Regions from separate parts of the Mus musculus genome. Here region 2 is linked to region 1. A link is a contact called in ENCODE Hi-C or POLR2A ChIA-PET data. All regions are on one chromosome and are shown on one strand. Each heading gives the region's core, a stretch centred on a gene start or an enhancer-like site at or near the end of the contact. The rest is flanking DNA. Distances are from core to core; before and after follow the strand shown. Region 1 holds the start of Mid1ip1 (Mid1 interacting protein 1 (gastrulation specific G12-like (zebrafish))). Region 2 holds the start of Bcor (BCL6 interacting corepressor).

Region 1 (3,347 bases), core at 306-2,805:
ACTAACCCCACCAAGTACACAGCCCAACTTTACAGTGTGCCCTTCGCGCCCCACAACCAGGAAGAAAATAGCTTGGAGGAAAGAGAGGGGTGGTAGAGCCGACCCGAGAGAGGGTGCTGGGCAGCGGGGACAGCCCCCGCCTCAGTGGCCCCAATTACTGAAGCCGATCTCCTGCTTGTATCTATTGGTGAGGATGTTGGCTTTTCGGGTGAGTTTGGAGAGCACGGTGTGCAGCCCGCGCAGGTGGTAGTGGAACTGCTGCTCCAGATCTTCCTCGCCCGCATCCGCGCTCTCCAAGTGACTCAGGCCCACCAGGATGTCCTTGGGCTTCCAGGTGCTCTCCTCGCTCCCGGCCGGCGGAGACGAAGGCTGGTGCAGGACTCCCCACTCGATATCATTGCGGATGGACTTGAGCAGCACGTAGTGGCTGTACATGTCCCGGGAGGGCGCGAAAAAGCTTTCATTGGCGCTGCCCGGGCTTGGGGCCGGGGTCGTGCGCTCCTCCAGGCAGCCGCCACTGCCGCCTACCTCCACGCTGACCTCGTCTATCTCCGGCTCGGACAGGGGTACGTCGCGCAGCAGACTGGGCACCATCACCGTCTGGTCCATGTTGTTCACCGCGCCAATGAAGCGATTCATGGCGTTAAAGAGCGAGTGCTTCTGGTTATATGTGTCGCAGATTTGCATCATGGTGGCCGAGCGGGCGCGGAAACACAGGGACGCTGGTACACGGAGATAGACCGCTGGCGATGCCGCCTTCAAGCGCTCTCAGAGGCTGATGCCGGGAGCCTGCTTGAAGCCGGTGTGACGGGATTCCCAGATCCTTCTCCGCCCTCTCTAACTTGCTTCTTTCTCAGCTCAGCCCTTCGTGAGGCCCGGCTGCTCTTATCTTTGGCTCAGGATTGACGGTGGGTGGCTGGGTCTAGCCTTTTTCTGCTTGGGAGACAGAGACGAAAAGAACAAATTACCCACCCGGTTAGGATGCCCGGCATCCGGTCCGCGCGATGCTCCCACCCTGACCAAGGCTGGCCAGAGAAGGCACAAGGGTGGTTCCTTGGGACCAGCCGGTATCACCTCCTCCAATACTAGCAGAAGACCTTTGAAAAAAAAGGAGAAAAAAATCTCCCCCATCCCGGACTCTCTGGTTTCTCCCTTCTAAAACCTAAGCGAAAGCAACCATATTAGCCCGGGCTGCCAAAGGGCGGGGACACCCACCTCTTGCACTGCGAAATCCCCTGGTTCTCAGTGCTTGCGTTGCGGACGGTGGCTGCCCAAGGGCGCTGCTGCGGTCACTGATCGGACTGTGAGTAAGGGCGACTGTGGTTGCTCCGGCCCCCTGCCCATTCCAGGTGCTCAATTTATAGTCCGGGAAAGGTGTCCCAGGCGCCCAGGACCACCCCTGATGTCTCCTCCTCCTACCTCCTCCAGCAGCACAGATAAAAGGTCCCAGCCCTGACCGCGAGTAACACTCGCCCAACCCTTTCTACCGCGGGGGCGGGGCACGCCGGGTGGCTCCGCCTCTCGCCTGATACCCGGGCTAAGGCAGGGCGGCCCAGCAGGGCAAGGCAGGGTAGGGCTGGGAGGATGGAGCGGCCGCACCCCAGCACCAAACCCAGAACAAGCTGTTTGGGGGAGGGAGGGCGAGGCACTGAGCCCAAGGAGCCGCCGTCCAAACCAGAGGGCGGACTGGCGCGCGCGGGCTGGGCGGGCTTGGCGCGCACTCTCCGGGTGGGATGACCGGAATGCTTGTGTGTCCGGGTTGCAAAAGAGCCCCTCAATCCTGAACCTAGAGTGACTGCAGTCCGGAAATTTAGCCTCGATTTATTATTAGACGTCGGGTAAGAGGGATTCACAGCTGCCCTGACTCCATACTTGGGAATCTTATGTAAGAAGAGTTAGCAGGACATGCCGGATGCACGTGGACATGGGGTGCTCCCTCCACGGCCCAGGTCGTGGTCAGCTGCAGGGGGATGGGAACACTGAGGCATTTGCTTCCCTCCTGGCGGGGTCTTTCCTACTACTGCTGCCAGGTATGAAGAGCACCCTGGTCATCTGATCTATAGTTTTGTGTCCCCCACCAAGAGATAAGAGCATGGCAATGGAGTGTGAACTTGGGCCTTGTGGCCCTTTTGGCTATCAAAAAGACTAGGAGAAGGTGGCAGAAGTTAGGACTGGTGTTGGGTATATCTTATCATTTAAAGAAAAAAAATGGGAGTATACCCAATAACTTTCTGGAGTGTGTGTCAAGTGCTCCTTTCAAAAGATAGTTCTTAAGCAAGGGTTACTTAATAAGCCTAAGCTGTGTACCATAGCCCTGGATCTACCTTTCAAGTTTTACACTTGAAACTCCTCTTTCAGGTTCCCAGCCCTGAGCCCATACTCATTTCCCATCTCATTTCCTTTGCCACATCCCTCAACCTCCAGTCAGCTCTTCCATTCCTCCAGATAAGATGACTCAGGCTTCTAATTTTAAATTTCTTCCCACTAAAGTCTTCGGGGGGAAGTTTTAGTATGGCATTCCCCTGCAAGACAAAAAAGCGCCCCAAACAAGGAGAGACACTTATGCATGTGGGTTTGTTTGTTTGTTTGTTTTTTCTTGAAGGACTGGTACTGTCTACCGAAAATCATGTCTCTTTTCAATTTTGAAGGGAACAAGAGCTGATAACAGACAGAAAAGTCATTGGTAACTCTAGAACCCAGACTGGCAAATCTCCATCTCCCTCTGGTTTACTGGTTCTAGATCATAACCCATGCTTCCAATGCTTTCTTATGTATGTATGTATGTATGTATGTATGTATGTATGTATGTATGTATGGAGACACAGTCCCAGCCAGCCAGCCAGCTTGATTTGGAACGACAGCTACTCATCCTTCTGATTCAGTGTCCCATGTTCTTTTAAACATGAAATAATGTTTGTTATCTGCCCCGTGGAGCTAAGGAGATCAGTGGAAAGAAGAATGTAGATGGGAAACATGCATTGTGTAAACCTGACACATAACAATAACCTCAGCCTTTCTCTTCTTATGCCCAGATTTGAAAACTTTTCCACCCTCTGTTTGTCAACAAAATGGAGTGTCTCCCATGAGAGAAAAATTTCCAGTGTTGCTTTAGCAATAAAAAGGAACTTCTTCTTGGGCTATGGCAAAGGGTTCTATTAGGGTTCAATGAGGTATCGGCGGTAAAACTCTTCACTGTGTACACTGTAAAGTACTTAGGGCTTCATCACAGTTTAGAGGCATTTTCTGCCAAGAGTCTGAACCCTTAAAAATAGGGAAATAGGCTAAGATGAACCAGAGAGGACCTCACCCTCACCTTTACCACTTCTTCTGCACAGAGGTGTTCAAAA
Region 2 (3,367 bases), core at 66-2,565, 1.4 Mb before region 1:
TTCTCGGCTTCCCCCTTTCGCTTGCCTGCCCTTCCCCGCCCCCCATCCCCCCCTGGCGCCCAGAGCTGCTCCTGGTGCGTAGGAGAAGCTCGATACGTGTCAATTGGATTGAACTGCTGCGGGCGCAGGCTGTACACTGCCGCCGAGCCTTGATCTGCACGACGTTACCGAGTGAAAATTTATGGGCTGAACGGTGAAGCCAAAAGTTGTTCCCGGCCAAGTAAAATAAAACGCGGGAGATACTCTCACGAGGCCGAGGTGAGAGACGAGGGCAGACCTTCCAGCCATCGGAGGTCCGGACTGTGAAATGCTTAAGAACTGGGAGAAACTCAGGCTCATCCCAGGTCCCTTTATGGTCCTCCCACCCCCTTGTGTCCCCAAGAGCAGCCCCCCACCTCAACACAATTCCCACACAATTGAAATGTCCGGGGAGCAAGGGCGCGGAACTGCCACTGTTGCGGGTGGTGGTGTTTTCACGTAGCTCTTAGCGCCTTAAGGGGAAGTAGCTCCTCTGGGAAGAAGGGGCGAGGTGCGGTGGGGGTGGACGCCCACGCGCACTCAGGCTCTGCTGGGCTGGCTCTCGGAGGGGACGCTAGGCCGGGAGAGCGCAGCGCTGGTGGCGAGAGGAGGCAGTGGCGCCTGCCGCTGGGGTTTGACAGCTTTGGCTGAGAGGAGTGCGAGGCGCTTTATGGTAATTGCGGTCCTCCACTGGCCTTCTGGGTAGCAAGGGGAGTCTCGGCGCGCGGCAGGGAAAGCCTCCCCCGCCGCCCCGCCGCCCCGCCGCCCCCCATTCTTGGGGCTGGGGATTTGTTGGCCGACCTAGCCGTCGCCGCTGCGGAGTCGGTCTCCAATACCCTAGGACGTGAGCCCTGGCTGGGCGTGAATGCTAACTCGGCCGGAGCTGGGACGGAGAGGACAGAGGGCGGTAGAGTTGGGGGGGGGGTACGAGGACACGACCCGCCACCCAGGTGGTTTGGGGTTCAGATGTGGCGAGGCCCCAATGCACCCGGCTGGGAATCCGTGAGGGCCGGGGAAAGTCGGGCGAACCTTTCCTGGGGAATCACCCCCTCCCGAAACCCCACCGCGGAGGCGCCGCAGCGGAGGGTGAGCGGAGACTGGGGATCTCAAACTTGCGAGAGCTGGAGGCGGCGGCGGCGGCGGGCGGGCGGGCGGCTGTCGCTCGAGCGCTGCGCCTGAGGGGGGAGGGGAGGCGGCTGTTGGGAGGGAGGGAGGGAGGGCGGGCGGAGGGAGGGGGAGGAGGAAGAGGAGGGAACCTGGGAGGGGGGACGCGTTGGGATCGCGGCGTGCGGCAGCAGACGGAGCCTGAGCTCCCAGCGGCAAGGTGAGGCAGAGCTGCGCTCCGGGCCGAACGGCGACCGAGCTCTTCGGCCGAGGGGGAGACGCGCCGGAACCCAGAGCACGACCGAGAGCGGGAGCGAGGCGGGCGGCGGTGGCGGAGGGGGAGCACGCGAGCCGCCGGGCGGAGAGCCCGAGCCGCGCTGTCGCCGCGGAGGGACGACTTGGCCAACACACTCGCTCACACACACTCACACACACACCCAGCCCGAGCGGGCGCTCTCGGCGAACCGTCAACATGGCGCTGGGGCTCTTGCCCGAGCGCGGGCGGCAGCGGCGGCGCGGGAGCTGCTGAGGGTGACAGAGCTCGGGCCAGCTGCGGGAGGAGAGGATCGCGCGGGGCCGTCGCCACCTGCCCTGAAGCTCGCAGCCCGCCCCGCCCCGCCCCACCCCCACGCGGCCCAGAGCCCACCCCTCCGCCGGGCCGACCCCGAGGGCAGCAGAGCGGCTGCAGTCGGCGGCGAGCGAGCGCGGCGCTGGGAGTGGACTGCGGGCACCAGAGGAAGCCAAACTTTGCTGCTCGCTGCGCTTTCCCGGCCGGGCTCCTTCACGTAGCCGCCCTCTCCCGACCCCGCACACATTCACCCAGCCAGCCGCCCCCGGATCTTCCTCGCCGCCTGGACTCCGCTCCGGGGAAAACTTCAAAGCGCCGGATCGCAGGGCTCCCTGCCTACTTCCCGACTGGGGATTTCAGGTCAGTGCCCGGAACACCTTTCCCCGGGGGCCGCGGGCGGGCTGGCGCGCCGGGGACTGCAGCCGACCTCCTCCCTCCGAGGGTTTCTCCTCCGACTTCGGTAGACCCCCGTTGGGAGGCTTAGCTACCTTGCTCGCTTTCGGTTTTACATCAGAGCTGCAAGTTATTAAAAATGCAGCCAACCTAAGCGGCCCCCGCATGGGCACCAGGGAGGGAGGGACTCGACGGAGGACCTGCCGCCTCCCGAGGGGTTGGGAGGATCGGGAGTTGAACGAGTGGAAGTTTGCAGCCTCTGTGTGTCTGCGCGGGAGCGCGGTCGTCGCCGAGCGTCGGGAGTCAGGCGGGGGGGGGGGTGCTGGGCTGGAAGCTGGGAACCTCGTCTCGGCGTTACCTCGCTAGCAGGAAGGGGAGGGCGGCGGGTTCCCGTCTGCTTTCTTTTTCGACTCGGAAAAGAACTGTAAAAACCCCCAGCCGCCGCCGCTTCGTCTGGCCTCTCCTGGGGCCCGGCGGTGCCTCCGAGTGGAACGCCGGCTTGAGCGTGCGCTAGTGTGTGCGGCGGGCGCCTCGGACCGAGCCGAGCTCGACCTGCCGTCGTCGCTCAACTCCGGAGGGGAGTCCCGGGTTTTTCCTTGGCTTGCCCCAAAGCGTGAATCACGTGGAATAACGGGGGCGGGGGGGGGGGCCTACTAGGAAACAGCGGAGAGCCGGAGATTCGGAATGGGCCAGTCCGGCGACCCGTCAGGTCAGATGCATTGTTTTGTAAATGTTCTTTTAAGATTCTAATTCGACCCCCCCCACCTCCATCCCTTCCCTTCGGGAGGCGTCCCAAGGCAGGTTTTAAGTTCGGAGCCTCCTGGAGCCCTTGTAGACTGCTTGTTTAGGGACGGCGTGGGGGAGCGAGCAGAGCCCTCGGCTCTCCGCTTGGCTGTACGGAGCCTGGTGGGAAGCCCCGATGGGCGTGTGAAAGTCTGCGGCCCCGGGAAGTTGGTCCCACTCGGAGGGAGGGCGACGCGGAGGCTCCAGGCGAAGAGGAACTCGCGCACCGGGCGCGATCCTCGGCTGAGGCGGGGAGGGCGAGGCGGCACAGGGCCAGCGCTTGAAGCAGGCGGGAGGCTGCGCTACGGAGCCGCCACAAACTCGGGGGCTGCGGGCTGCGGCGAAGAGAGCCTGCTATTTTCGAAGAGAGCCTCCGAGCGCCCTGAACGGAGTAGGGCGGCTCGTGGCACGTGTAGTCCCGGCGGACTTCTGGCTGCCCGGCGGCTCAATGGAACACGTACCCACGTCCCGAAGACGACCGAACCTGTCCCCTTGTAGGCC

The links. A loop is a pair of places that touch in the nucleus more often than their neighbours do. ChIA-PET counts read pairs that join two places held with the same protein, here RNA polymerase II (POLR2A).
Region 2: a map of left cerebral cortex shows a loop between it and region 1 (3-fold over the local background). The contact joins the promoter of Bcor here to the promoter of Mid1ip1 in region 1. A Hi-C loop is called at or near these places in 1 of 37 maps with a recorded cell type or tissue (left cerebral cortex). POLR2A ChIA-PET finds 5 or more read pairs at or near these places in 1 of 5 experiments (Patski).

The regions. Positions count from the first base shown.
Region 1 is chrX:10,715,573-10,718,919 of GRCm38, reverse strand. Mid1ip1 (Mid1 interacting protein 1 (gastrulation specific G12-like (zebrafish))) reads right to left here and starts at 1,555. Exons shown (of 2, transcript NM_026524.4): 1 at 1,216-1,555; 2 at 1-933. The coding sequence starts at 690. The coding sequence ends at 142.
Region 2 is chrX:12,078,501-12,081,867 of GRCm38, reverse strand. Bcor (BCL6 interacting corepressor) reads left to right here and starts at 1,315. Exons shown (of 15, transcript NM_029510.3): 1 at 1,315-2,050.